4 separate regions of the Homo sapiens genome follow, and regions 2, 3 and 4 are each linked to region 1. Evidence: chromatin contacts called from ENCODE Hi-C data. All regions are on one chromosome and are shown on one strand. Each heading gives the region's core, a stretch centred on a gene start or an enhancer-like site at or near the end of the contact. The rest is flanking DNA. Distances are from core to core; before and after follow the strand shown. Region 1 holds the start of ZNF160 (zinc finger protein 160). Region 2 holds the start of ZNF460-AS1 (ZNF460 antisense RNA 1). Region 3 holds the start of ZNF470 (zinc finger protein 470). Region 4 holds the start of ZNF787 (zinc finger protein 787).

The links. Hi-C counts contacts between places; a loop is a spot of excess contacts on that map. Pooled maps may share reads with other maps.
Region 2: a loop to region 1 is called in a pooled map, with 15 times the contacts of the local background. The contact joins the promoter of ZNF460-AS1 here to the promoter of ZNF160 in region 1. A Hi-C loop is called at or near these places in 5 of 50 pooled maps.
Region 3: a pooled map shows a loop between it and region 1 (11-fold over the local background). The contact joins the promoter of ZNF470 here to the promoter of ZNF160 in region 1. A Hi-C loop is called at or near these places in 5 of 50 pooled maps.
Region 4: a loop to region 1 is called in a map of CD8-positive, alpha-beta T cell, with 12 times the contacts of the local background. The contact joins the promoter of ZNF787 here to the promoter of ZNF160 in region 1. A Hi-C loop is called at or near these places in 1 of 168 maps with a recorded cell type or tissue (CD8-positive, alpha-beta T cell) and 5 of 50 pooled maps.

What each region holds. Positions count from the first base shown.
Region 1 is chr19:53,101,656-53,105,031 of GRCh38, reverse strand. ZNF160 (zinc finger protein 160) reads left to right here and starts at 1,610. Exons shown (of 6, transcript NM_001322131.2): 1 at 1,610-1,767. RefSeq lists a silencer at 1,158-1,567.
Region 2 is chr19:57,278,682-57,282,057 of GRCh38, reverse strand. It overlaps ZNF460-AS1 (ZNF460 antisense RNA 1), which reads left to right and starts at 1,724. Exons shown (of 3, transcript NR_136529.1): 1 at 1,724-1,779. ZNF460 (zinc finger protein 460) reads right to left here and starts at 1,573. Exons shown (of 3, transcript NM_006635.4): 1 at 1,222-1,573. The coding sequence starts at 1,251. RefSeq lists enhancers at 92-211, 1,140-1,731, 1,115-2,314, 1,732-2,323, 1,438-2,377 and a silencer at 668-717.
Region 3 is chr19:56,565,342-56,568,717 of GRCh38, reverse strand. It overlaps ZNF470 (zinc finger protein 470), which reads right to left and starts at 1,250. Exons shown (of 6, transcript NM_001001668.4): 1 at 680-1,250. ZNF470-DT (ZNF470 divergent transcript) reads left to right here and starts at 697. Exons shown (of 2, transcript XM_047439806.1): 1 at 697-1,645. The coding sequence starts at 697. The coding sequence ends at 1,635. RefSeq lists enhancers at 811-920, 1,301-1,510, 1,521-1,570.
Region 4 is chr19:56,119,454-56,122,829 of GRCh38, reverse strand. ZNF787 (zinc finger protein 787) reads left to right here and starts at 1,535. Exons shown (of 3, transcript NM_001002836.4): 1 at 1,535-1,658. It overlaps LOC124904772 (a long non-coding RNA gene), which reads right to left and starts at 1,220. Exons shown (of 2, transcript XR_007067348.1): 1 at 898-1,220. RefSeq lists silencers at 1,039-1,408, 1,499-1,618, 1,629-1,708, 1,999-2,318, 2,399-2,448 and enhancers at 1,053-1,768, 2,196-2,490.

The sequences.
Region 1 (3,376 bases), core at 361-2,860:
GAGTTCGAGTCTAGCCTGAGCAACATGGCGAAACCCCGTCTCTACAAAAAGTACAAAAATTAACTAGGCATGGTGACGTGTGCTTGTAGTCCCAGCTACTGGGGAGATTGAGGTGGGAGGATTGCCTGAGCCTGGTAGATGAAAAGTTGCAGTGAGCAGAGATGACGCCACTGCACTCCAGCCTGGGTGACAGAGCAAGACTCTCTCCAAGAAATATGTAACATTTTTAACATAACATAACATAACATAACAAACTTTCCCTGAATAACTGTAGTCATGCCAAGTGCTCATCCACAGCCTCATAACTTGTGCTTGTGCTTTCTAGCCTTGTTTACTCCTCCATATATGAAAAAAAGAAAAAAAAGCTTTTTAGTTTGTGTCTCTTGGACATTTTCAGATCTTGTGATTGGAACATTCTCTCTATTGCAATAGTCCTTTTGAATAAAATCTTCCTTCTCTAAGTCTGAATTTGTCATTTACAGTGGTAAATATCTTAATTGTTCTGAGATAAATTATGTATATTATCTTTTTGTGGCAAAGGACTTAATATATATTCAGTAGGTGAAAGTAGTTCCTGGGGCCAGGTATGGTGGCTCACGCCTGTAATCCCAGCACTTTGGGAGGCTGAGGCGGGTGGATCACTTGAGGTCAGGAATTCGAGACCAGCCTAGGCAACATGGTGAAACTTCATCTCCGCTAAAGAACGTGGTGGCGGGCGCCTGTAATCCTAGCTACTCGGGAGGCTGAGGCAGGAGCATTGCTTGAACCCGGGAGGCCGAGGTTGCAGTGAGCAGAGATCATGCCACTGCACCCCAGCCTGGACGACAGAGCGTGACTCCGGCTCAAAAAAAAAAAAAAAAAGTATAGGCGTTTGAGGTTGTCATCTCGCACGGAATAGAATAGTAAGTATAAAAAAGGACAATGCAATTTATATCTATTTTTTAAAAGTTACTGCTAATTTCAGGGCTTTTAAATTACTTAATTTTAATCGCAGAAACTTTTCCAGCATGCCATCACCGCTCCGTGTCAACCCATGTTCCCAGACTCCTGGGCTGCTTCAGCGTCAATAACATTACTGGGTAAACGCGCTAGCAAAAAATGCTTTCAACATAAACCGCCTCCATTCTAAGAGGAAAGCAGTTTGGTTTCCAAAATAACCTACACAACTGTGCTTTTAACTTGAAACCGTTTGAAACATCTACGCCGTTCCACAAGACACTACAGATGGCTCTGGGCGCTGGGCTGTGGGCATCACACGAAATCGCAGACCCTAACGTGTCCCGTCCAGCCCCGCCTCTCCCCCGGGTCCCTTCCTGGCGGTCCCTCTGCCTCCCTCCCCCGCGGTCCCTTCGCCTTCCTCCCCCGCGGTCCCTTCCCGCGGTTCCTCCCCGCCCTTCCCCGGCGGCTCCTCCCCGGCCCGCCCCCGGGTCCCTCCACTTGGTCACTCCCCACCCCTCCCCGGTGGCTCCTCCCCGTTCCTTCCCTGGGGTCCCTGCCTGGCGGCCCCTGCTTCAGCCCGGCTCTCTCAACGCCCCGCCCTTTTCCGGTTCCGCCCATCTCGGACCCCGCCCCGGGCCGCTCGGTCGCTTTCCTTCGCGCAGTTGCCCACAGACCCGGAAGTGGATCGTGCGGAGCAAGCATCACACCATGGCGTATGAGTGTTCCTCTGTGTAGACTCAACCTGCGCCTCGCCGTCCCCCATTCGCACACCCGATGCCCGGGGGTCGCTACGGACTTAAAATCTCCGCACCGCACCCTCCACCTCAGGTAAATAGGCCTTGCTGTGTGGGCCCGGAGACGCTTCCTTTTGGGTTAAAGTCGCCCTGAGGCTGGTCCCTGCCCCCGGTCTTTCTGCCTTGGGCCAAGTAAACACGGCCTTTCCCGGTTTTTTAAACGTTTAAGCAGGATTTTCCTGCTTAAAATCCTTTACTGACTCCTCCTCCCGCCCCGCATCGCTTAAAGTCCTCACCGCCTGCCCTGGGCGCCTCCCAGCCTCGCTCTCGTCGGCCCCTGGAGCGCAGCGCCGCCGACCCAGTCCCGGGGAGGCCGCGCCTCCGCCTGGTCCTGGGATCCTGCACATCCCACCCCTGTCCTAAGGCGCCGTCGCCCCCCACCTCCCTCCTCCTCGTGCCGGGCCCTGCTGCTCCCCAGGCCTCCCCTTCGCAGTCACCGCTTCCCTTGAGCCCTCGTTGGGGAGGTGCCCGGGGCCCGTCCTGTGACACCCGGTGTTTTTGCCTGCCCAGCTCCACCCCCTGGAAAATGTACTCCTCCAACATGCAGACATCTTACTACAAACCCTCCAGTGAATGTGTGGCCCAAGGGAATCAGGAGAAAGAGAGACAAAGAGCCACTGAGAGGAGATGGAAAAACCAAGAAAGAGAAAAGAAAAATGAGGGAGACCCATAAACAGATGGCAAAGTGGAGGATGGGTGAGAGATTTGCAGCGACAGAGTGAAAGAAGCAGTCAAGAAAGTAGCAGGGGCAGAAAAGCAATTGGCGAAATGTAGAGAAAAGCTCGATGTCCCGAGATGCAGGACAACAAGATAAGGAGAGGGACAGCAAAGAAGGAGCCTCCTCAGACAGAGAGTGGGGGAGAGGAGAAAGGATTTGGCCGAGGGCAGACAGAGCTGCGTGGTGCTGGGACAGCTGGAGGGGACAGCTGGTGACAAGGCGAGCAGAGGGAGCACCACAACACAGGGAGGCCTGGGATCTGGGAGTGCCAGAGAGTGGGGATAAGCGGGTGTAACAGGGAAGAGGGGATTTAACAGGGAGAGCAGAGGAGGCGCGGAGATGGGGTAAGAAAGAGGCAGAAATAGATGGAGATTGGGACGATGAAAAGATTGGAAAGAAAACGCCACAAGAGGTGAAACAAATTGGAAGAATGGAGTAGAACAGATATAAGGGGAAAAAACAAAGAAGGGAGAAACAGCAGAAGAAAAAAGAGGCACAACATCGTCAGAATCCTAGGGGGAAGATAAAAGGGGAAAAAGGCTGGAGAGACAAGGTGAAAGTGAGAGGCACAAAATGGGGGAGAGGAACACATAGTTATAAAGAAAGAGGGGCGCCCTGGGGCCAGGTGAGAGGTGAGTTGAGATTGGATATGACAATTTGATTTCTCTATTTATAATGTGTTACATTTAAATTGTAATCTAATTGTTTAAATTCTACATATAAGGATGAGAATTACAAAGCTCTGTGTAAAAGGCTTGTGCATTTTACAATTATGGCATAAGAGGCTAGCTTTCATTTGCCCATGCTGTTTAGCCATTGGGCAGTGACTTGCCTCATTCAGTTATGGGTCTCCCTCTTCCTGTTTCCGAGGATGGGGTAGGGTGGGGGCAGTGAAGAGAGGCAAGGAGTGACTGGCTGTGTCACT
Region 2 (3,376 bases), core at 475-2,974, 4.2 Mb before region 1:
CAAAGGTTACTTTAGGTCTCACCCCCAGGCCTCCCTAACCACTGCGGGTAAAGAAGAGGGTAAAAACACAGGCTATGATGTTAGACACACCAGTTGTTAGTTTCTGACTTAAGAAACTTAAGAGCTACAGTGATGTAAGGCAGGTAATTGGACGTATGTGACCCTCAAATTGCTCTTGTGTAAAACAATGATGACAACAGAACCTAATTCTAAAGAGTAATCCCAGCACTTTGGGAGACCCAGATGGGTGGATCACCTGAGGTCAGGAGTTCAAGACCAGCGTGGCCAACACGGTAAAACCCCGTCTCTACTAAAAATACAAAAATTAGCCAGGCGTGGTGGCGCACACCTGTAGTCCCAGCTACTCAGGAGGCTGAGGCAGGAGAATCGCTTGAACCCAAAAGGCGGAGGTTGCAGTGAGCCGAGGTCACGCCACTGCACTCCAGCCTGGGCGACAGAACAAGACTCCGTCTCAAAAAAAAAAAAAAAAAAAAAAAAAAATTTCAGGGTTAAACGAACTGAGGGTTAAATAATACTCACCGATCAGCCCACAGCAAGGACTCAATGACAGTTAATATCATTCTTTGCAATTATTTTTCTTTGTTCCCATTACATCCTTGACAAACTCAAATCCACAAGCTTCTTTAATACCATCAGATTATCTACACAAAAATACCAGACTCTGGGCAAGGGTGTAAGGTGCCACTTTAGCCGGAATTGCCAAAAAAGGCACCTCCAAATAGGTGACACCTGGACAGATGCCAAAAGGATGTGAAAGGGAGGCCCTGCAAAGTTACAGGGGCAGTGTTCGAAGTAAAAGGAAGTGCAAGGAGAAAGCCTGGAAAATGGAAGAGGACTGCACGGTCAGGTTGGTGGCTCTGAAGAGCAAAGGACCAGGGAAAAATGCAAACAGACAAGGTCAGGGGTGGTTGGCCAGGTGGATGGGGTACGGGCTGGCAGGCAACAGAGAAGGTTGGATTTAGGGGAAGTGTGATGAGATCCCTAGAAGGAAGCATCACTCCTTCAACCACGGACTGAACACCTATCAGAGGCCAACACTGTTGCAGGACTGCGGATAAAGGAAATGACAAGCCACGGCCATTTCTCTTAAATAAACGATGGCGACAAAGAAAAATCCTGTGGCTGTCTTGGCTTCCAGCCTGCCCACGAGGCCTCTAGAAATAGCACAGCAGCAGCAAGGCCGAAACCTCGTCCACTCACCTGCGCCGGAGCCATCCACGCCGCCGCCATCCCGGGAATGCCGCGGATCAGCCGACCACAGCCCTTCTCTGTCCTGGGCGGGGCGACCTCGGCTGACTTTCGCACTCCGAGCCTCAGTTTTCCCCCGAAAAAAATGCGCACAAGGCCCAAGGCGCAGCGTCGGGGCTGAGGAGACGGAGGGCGGCTGCGGAGGCCTAGGCCTCGGCGGGCGCCGGTGGGACACCTCGTTAGGGGAGAAGCGGGGCGTCAGGCTCCCGCCAAGACGCGAAGAAGGGGCGTAACCGCTTCACTACCCGTCCCTGCTCAGGCCGCAGAACGCGCCCACCCAGCGCTCTAGGCCCCACACTGTTTCAGGGCCAAACCGGCCCACGGAGATGACGTCACACGAAGAAGCGGAAGTCCCGCCTCCGCCGCCCTGGCCCGCAGAAAACTCTCCTGTCCTGGGTCGTCAATGGCCCAGAGTCCGCGGCCGACGCAAGGGGCAGTGCCTTCTGGGTAATGCAGTTTTTCCCTTACATCTACCGGGTGTGGGAACTCACCCAGCGCATCCGACTGCACGTAAGTGCGCACCAGAACCCCCGCGTCGTCTTAGGGCCACCGCCTTAGTATAGGCACAAGTCGGAGGGTCGAAAGGTCCCTTCTAGCTCAGGAAAATCGAGGTCAGGAGGCGGGGATATTCGCCCCGATTCAGACCCCGAACAAAGGTGCTTACCCTGCTGTGGGCTGGGCCCGCGACTTCTCGCTTGCTTTGCCTCTTTTCTGGATCTTTTCATAGAAGAAAAGGATAAATGAGCAGTTAAAATAGCCACCCAAAGGAGGACGCCTGACAGTGTGCCCAGCCTGCTGGGAAAGGACAGACCGCCCTCTATTGGGCCTCCTTTGGCCGGGCCCAGCCTTCGTAGGATGCAGGGACTTCCGGGTGATGTAATAGGCTTCGCGTTCGCCACGTGTGGACTTCCCGTACCCTGAGGTGGGGAGGCTGCTAGTGGAGCAGGCTTGCCGGGAAGCCCAGTACTCCCATTTCAAGCATGATCAGTTTGAAACGTCAGTAAGACCACAAAGCGTAGTGCCATATACTCAACCTATGATTCAACATTGGCAGAGGGTTCGAGCGTGGATATATAAATTTGGGAGTTATTACTGTAAACTGTTACTTCAAGTCATGATATTGGGTGAGGCTATGAAAAGAATGAGCGTAGATGGATAAGTGACGGGAAAGAGGGGAACCCTGGCCCAACCCAGCATTAACTGGTTGCAGACAGGAGAGTTTATAAAGTCTTGTTAGGAATTTTAACAATCCTAGACTATGCAAAGATTATATTATGCGAAGTCTTAGGAGTCCCCATCAGTAACTTTTTTTTTTTCTTTTCATGACTATGAAAGTGAGAGAATAAAGTCCAGCTTTCAATGGTTTGACGATATATATGGTTAAGGAAATAGAAAGGTGTGCAGAAAGTACTCTCCAAGAGATTTAATTTTGAGATTGAAAATAGTCAAGGAATGGAGATGGAGTCAATTTCCTACACGATGCGGTACTTTTGGAGAAATATTTTTGGCTAAATTAGTGTGCAAGGAACACTGTTATTCATCACTGGCAATAGTAATTTTTGAAAATTGATAAAGACATCATTCTCTTTTTCACATATTTGTGACTCTTAAATTTTTTTTTTTTTTTTTTTTTTTTGAGATGGAGTTTCACTCTTGTTGCCCAGGCTGGAGAGCAGTGGCACAGTCTCCACTCACTGCAACCTCCGCCTCCCGGGTTCAAGCGATTCTCCTGCCTCAGCCTCCTGAGTAGCTGGGATTACAGGTGTGCGCCACCACGCCTGGCTAATTTTATATTTTTAGTAGAGACAGGGTTCTTCCATGTTGTTCAGGCTGGTCTCAAACTCCCGACCTCAGGTGATCCACCCACCTCGGCCTCCCAAAGTGCTAGGATTACAGACGTGAGCCACCCCCTCTGGCCAGACTCTTATAATTAAATTTAAATGGTTTTTTCAGAGGCATATGAACCAGAGCAACTCTATCTTAAATAGGAGCTGGGTAAAATGAAGCTAAAACCTACTAGGCTGCATTCCCAGACAGTTAAGGCATTCTGAGTCACAGGATGAGATAGGAGGTCAGCACAAAATACGGATCATAAAGACCTTGCTGA
Region 3 (3,376 bases), core at 1-2,500, 3.5 Mb before region 1:
TGAAGTTTGGTGCTGATACTCCCAAAAGGTCTTAGAACTGTGTCTGGCACATAATAAACACTCATTAAACATTAGCTATTACTATAGCATGCAGGAAACTAAACAAGCACAGAACAATATGGCTAAAAATAGCCCTTCCTCCCCCTTTCTCTTTATTGGAGTGGGAGGCCAGAGGGGAGGGAGAGAAGCCCAAGGAATGGGGATATCTTCCGTTATTGACTAGAACGTGATTAAGCCATAGAAAGGCTGGAATGCCTCGGCATTTCTGGGTGAAGCTGTGAATCTCGCCTTCTTCCCAAATCCTACAGTGATAGATGGGACAAGGCTCTGACGGGTAAAAATCTAAATGCTGAGCTATTCCTTCAACAGCAGCAGAGTACCCAGAAGTAATGCTATAATGGGTAATATTACGGGTAGTGTTCTCTCCCATGGGCCCTTAGTGATATACCAAGGACCTGAGTCAGGTTATCTGGTTAGGTGTCTCTGGCCAAGTCAAGGTCCCTCCCTAACTAAACCCAGCTCCACTCTGACCCAAGGTGACCCTCCAAATCTTTCGACTTCCAGGTCCACTAGCCTTAGAAACGGGGGACATCCTCCTCCAGCACCTGAACCCCGAAAGACAGCACCCAAAACCTCAATGTCCACTCCGGCAGCCACATCCGTCATCTGTCACTCTTACCTGTGTACTCAGTCCCCATGGTCTTCGCTCCTCGCCGTCCTGTGGACATGGAGCCCTGTCCTGGGCTCTGCCCCTTCCAGATAGGGCTGACAGGAAATGCTTCAGCCGAGGCTGCCCCGCCCGGGCAACTTCCCCGGGCTCTAGGACTTTGCCCACACTGGGCTCTACGCAGTCGATACAGGGGAGAACGGGGTAAGCCTCCTCCGGCCGGGTTTCCTGCTCTTGGCCACTTAAAGTGCTTCACTCATTCCAACACACACCGCCTTCCGCACGCCGCCGGGCCATGCACGCAGGCGCAGATTCGCGGCCACGCACCGGACAGTCACACACCGGGCCGCCATCCCCGCGCGCGCTCGCCCCTCCTCAGCACAGCACCGCACGCTCACCACGTATGGGCACTCACAGCCACCAGGCCACACGCGCACGCTCACGCCCGCCGCCCACACAGGAACCAGGACACCGCCCCCGCCGCGCCCCAGTCCAGCCTCGGCCGCTGCCCCGCCCAGACCTCCCTTCTCCTCAGCAACCGGCGGGACGTGCACTCGCCCGGCTTTGGGTCCTTTCCGGAAGTGGGCGTGTCCTCCGCTGCAATAGCCCCTGGGAAGTGTAGTCCGGAACGGAGGCGGCGTTCAGAAATAGGGCGCTGGCTTTGCCAGGAGCGGCTCCTCTCCAAGCCTGGCGGTCACTGCCCTGTGTCCCCTTTTGGGCCTCTCCTGGTCCTCCTGGTTGGATTAGGAGGCCTCTCAGCCCGGAGTCTGGGTCGCCGAAGTACAGGCCCCTTCACTGAAGCGACCCACGGCGCAGGGGTTTCTGGAAGCCATCGCCAGGCTCCGAGTGTTCAGATGCAGCTGCCAGGCTCAGGACGCAGAGAACTGGCTTCCAGCTCGCAGGAGCGCCTGTCCGTGGTGGGTAGGGTCGCAGGCGTGGGGTGTGCAGGAGCAGTGGGACAGCACTGAAACGCAGTCGGTAAGGCGTAGCGGCTACCCTCTGGAGAGGAAAACCATGACAGGGCGGGGCTTGGGGCGCGGGCGGGGCCTACGCGATAGAAAAGTGAGGAGATTGGGATTTGTCTGCTTTGCACACTTGTGACTTTCTGATGGTGCGCGTGTGGAACCTGTTTTATTTCATGCCTACTAGTTACTGCTCTCTGATATACGGTACGCCCCTCACCTCCCCCCACCCCATTTTATCTCTCCCTGCTGGAAGGAGGGTTCCAAGAAGGCACACAGCTTCCGTCCTGTTCAGGGTTATATTCTCAGTGACTAAAACAGCACATAGTAGGTGCTTAGTTTTTTATTTTTATTTTATTTTTTAGGAAATCACGAAATCTAGCATTGCCAGTCTCACCATGACACAACATGTTATAGGCTGAATATGTCCTCCCAAAATTACTATGGTGAAACCCTAACCCCTAGTGTGATGACGTTAGGAGGTGGGACTTTGGGGAGGTAACTGGTTTTAGATTAGGTCATAAGGGTGATACCCTTATGATGGGGTCAGTGCACTTATTAAAAAAGAGGAAGGAGGGGTCTCCATGTTTACACAACCACCAAGCAAAGGCCATGTGAGGACACAGCAGGATGTAACCCATTTGCAAGCCAACGGGGCCCTCACCAAGAACTGAATGTGCCAGCACTTTAACTTCCCAGCCTCCAGAATTGTGAAAAATAAAGTCTCTTAGTCAAGTCACTTAGTCTATGATATTTTGTTATAGCAGCCCCAGCTGACCAAGATACAGCATCATAGATACTGGCTCACCAGAAACTAACTCACCCTCCCAGTCACACTCAATCACCCAAGGCCACACAGTGACATCTAGACTGGACTCTCCTGGATCCAATTTATGTCAGACATCATAAACAACATAATAAAGCCAAGTCTAGCTGTGAAGATACTTTAACTATGAAACAGCAAATATCATCTTAGAGCTTGTAACGTTTGTGGTTATTTGAGTTGGATGAAAATGATAATATTCTCATTTTAGCTCTGGCATATAAAGAGCTCGGAAGCCTTCATTCCCATCTTCACAACAACAAAATCATTCAACAAACTGAAAATCAACTTTTCTTAGATCCATCAGAGAACTGAAGATAGAAAGGTAACTGACACCCCAAAATCCCGAGAAAGAAAAATACATAAAATTACAGCCAAGATTAGCTTACTTGAAGCAGAAGCCACTGGAGTTATAAACTGGTAAAAACTTTTATTTTTTATAATTTTGATGAATTGCTGGAGGCTTAGTGTGGGCTAACTTGTGAGTTAAAAACTCCTAGGGGCCCAATCTTAGATGGGCCCCCACACTTTCGTGAATTTTACCTCCAGAAACCCTATCAAATTCTCTCAGTGAAGAATGGGGAAAAATCTCAGGTTTTTGGGCAAGGGGAGGAGAAAAGTAAGCACCACATTTTCCATAATAAACACCTGCACTCCAAGAAAAACTACTTACTAGAGTCTTGTTGGACCTTGGGGAGAGGCAATTGGCCAGCTCCAGTCCCTCTATAGCCTGTCTGTCTCAGTAAGGCAGGATTTTTGAAAGGCTAAGAAGTGCTTCTGAAGATCACAGTCCAAGGCCTCAAGCCCACTAGAAAAATAGTATTTAATAATAAGATTATAGAATGCTTCCCTCCCCACTGTACCTCACTGCCACACTAATGGGGCTCTGGTCAATAACAGTAGATTACAACAGAGAAAACTGCA
Region 4 (3,376 bases), core at 286-2,785, 3.0 Mb before region 1:
GGGGTTTCACTATGTTGGCCAGGGTAGTCTCGAATTCCTGACCTCCTGACGTCTGCCTCTGCCTCCCAAAGTGTTGAGATTTACAGGTGTCAGCCACTGCACCCGGCCACACTTCCTTCTGTTCTAAGATATATTTAAAAATTTACCTTTGTGATATTTCTGAAGGAGGGACACAGATATCCTCCTATTGACACACACAGTTAACACAGCACTGTTCACCCCACCCCATGGAAAGATGTTATTAAATCAATAATATACATCTTATGATTGATGCTCACTGAGCTTTGAGGGTATACAGTGGCCACAACAATAGACTTATATGTAACACTGCTAATAGGTAATAATAACCACCATCATTTTTGTGAACTTACTATGGGCCAGGTATTGAACTAAGCAGCTCTTACACATATTACCTTGCAGGTTATCTTATTTTTTCCCATTCCACAGATGAGAAATTGAGGCTGAGAAAGGTGTTATTCCACCAGTGAATTATAGCTTCTTATCTTTTCTGACTACCAGTGAGGATGATAACAATTATAAGCGATAAGTCATCTGCCACTTAGGTGAGAGTCAGCCAAGTACAGAACAGAGGAAGGACCAGAAGGACCAGCCTACAAGGACACTATGGTTTGGACAATTATTTTAAAATATGTGTTTTTTGCAAGAATACCAACAGTAACAGCTAACACCCAGTGCGTCCTTACTAGGTGCCTACCTAACGCGGGGGAAGTAGTGGATTCTCAGGGCTATGACACGAGGCAGTGTGTACAGTCAAGGGTTAAATACACGAATTTAGAGCCAAACTCCATGGGTTCGGGCCGAGGCTCTGGCATTCCGGGTGTGTGACTTTTGGTAGGTGATTTGACTCCTCACCTGCAACATAGGGATAGGACCTACCATGAGGCCCTAGTTAGGACTAGGACCTAGTGCGTGTGAAGCACTTGGAGGCGCACAATGTATTTTCATCACTTCAGAAAGGAGGAAACTGAGGCCATGGCACCTGAAGCGCAGCACTCTCTGTCCAGTAACTAAGGAACCCGGGGTCTCTGTCCAGTAACTAAGGCACCTGGACTCGGGCCACTGGGAGGTGCAGCGGCAGAGAAGGGGTTACCATGATAGAGACGGTAGGAGGACCCGGGGTGGCACGAGCGTCCCTCTCCACCACTTCACTCTCCTCACGGCGGGCCCGGGGACCCGGCCGCGCAGGCGCGAGGAGCCCGGGTTGTCGGGGGGGCACCGCCCTAGACACCCGGAAGTCTCCGCCTAACGGGCCCAGCCCGCACCTCCTGTCCGGGAAGGGGGCGGGGCCGAAGCCCCTCGGCGCGGGGCGCCATAGAGCATGGACGGAGGACCTGCGTCCTAGACACTTCCGGAAGTGGCTCCCTCAGGCGCCCGCCGGGCACCACAGAGCTGGGGGCGGTGGCCGGGATAGCGGGCTCGCCTTCCTAGAGCGGCGAGGACAGGGTGGCGGCCCGGGGGGCAGGGAGTAGGGAGAAGGGGGGGAGCGGCGCGGGCGGAAGCGGCCGGGAAGGTCACTTCCGGCCTGGGCGCCCGTCCCCCTGACCCCAGGGTCTGAGTCGCCGCTGCCGCCGCTGCCACCATCCGCGAGGCAGGAGAGAGGAGGAGGAGTGCGGCGCGGCGGCCCCGGGACCAAGGAGGTGAGGGGTGGGGGCGGGGGCCGTGCGCTGGGGGCCAGGTGGGCGCGCGCTTCGGGAAGCTGGGCTTGGGCTGGGGGTGGGTGGGGAGACTGGAGGGCGAGCGCGACTGGGCGGCGGGCGCGCGTGCGCGCTGCTGGGGGGGCGTGAGTGGGCGCGCGGCCGGGGTGACGCGGGCGGGGGGAGTGCGCGTGCGCGCCGAAGAGCTGTGGGAGGGGACGCGCGCCCGGGCGGCCCGCGGGCGGCGAGCGGGGCTGGAGGGGGGGTGCGCGTGCGCGGGTCCGGGTCCAGGGCGCGCGCGTGCGCGTGGCGGGGGCAGGAGCGGGGGCCTCGGTGGGGGTCCCTCTGCTGCGGGCCGTCGGGGGTGGGGCCGCTGTCCGTCCCCCCGAAGTTCCAACTCCGCCGGTCGTGGCCGGAAGTGGTGGCGACTTCGGGGGGAAGTTGAGGCCCAGGTGGGGGAAGGGGCCGCGCGGTTGGGCTGGCCTGGCCGGATACCGCGGCCCCGAGGGCACGGTCTCAGCCCTCGGCCCCCCCAGCCCTTCCTTCCCCTTTTCGAGTCAGCCCGGGTCCCGTTGCTGCCCCGGGCGGGCTGCGCGTGGCCTTTGATCAGGCGGGTAATTACGGGGATTCTGGCCGGCAGGAGGCCCATTCATTCGTCCTTGCTCGGCAGGCGGGGAGGAAGCGCGTCCCCAGCGGGGGAAGTGACTGGGCCAAGGTCAGCCACCGCGTGGCCCACGGGGCAGGGCGAAGGCGGGGACTGGATCGGGTGGCGACTCCTGAGGCCTCCCTCCCCTGTGCCGAGTGGATCAGAGTGGAGCCCCGCCCTCCTGACACCCCACCCCGACCCCCAGTCCAGGGAGCTGACCCCAATTCATGTGGATGAGTGCTCTGGGACCTGCAGAGTCGCACAGAAAAGTGACCCACAGACACAGAAGGCAGGAGTGAGTGGAGGCAGAAGTTTTTCCAGTGCCAGGCCCTGTGCCGGGCACTAGAGACAGGGAGCAGGGAGATGAACAAGGGCTTGGAGTCTGGGTGGAAGGCAGAGACTGAGACCCGGGCGACAGAGTCGCCATCCAAGGTGACCAGACCCCTGATGGAGAGGTCTGGGGGCTGTGGGAGCCAGGGAAGGCATTTTGACCCAGCCCAGTCCGGGGGATGGTCAGGGCTTTAGGGAAGGAATGGCTTGGTCTGCTCTTTGCGGTGTCCTGCTCCCAGGTCCCATGTTGCGCAGTGCTTAGAACCCATCTGGGGATCCGATTGACCCCAGCGCCGGGAAGCACAGTTGCGTTGATCCTGGCTTAGCTCCTCTGAAGACCGTAAGCCTCTTTGGCTAAACGCTGCTGACATTCACCTGCCTGCCTCTGCGCAGTCCCTGTGGTCCTCCGGCCACGCACGGCCTCAGAGAACATCCAGATCAGATTCCTGCTTGCTTATCTCATGTCTTATCCATCCATCCGGGCACCCGGCCTGGCCCCTCCCTGGTGCACTGCCAGAGTGTGTGCAGGCACTGGGTTGTATTCCCCAAGAGCTCTGGGACTGGGCAGGCCTGGGTTCAAGTCCCAGCCCCACCACTCACCTTCGTGGCCTTAGACGAGTAACTTCAGTGCCTTACTTTCCACCAGGACAGAGTGGGAGTGGTAATAATAGTATTGACCTCAGCGGGAAGGCTCTTAATGCTTTCATTTTAGAGCCAGAGCAGACCTCAACAGATGGGTGTAAAG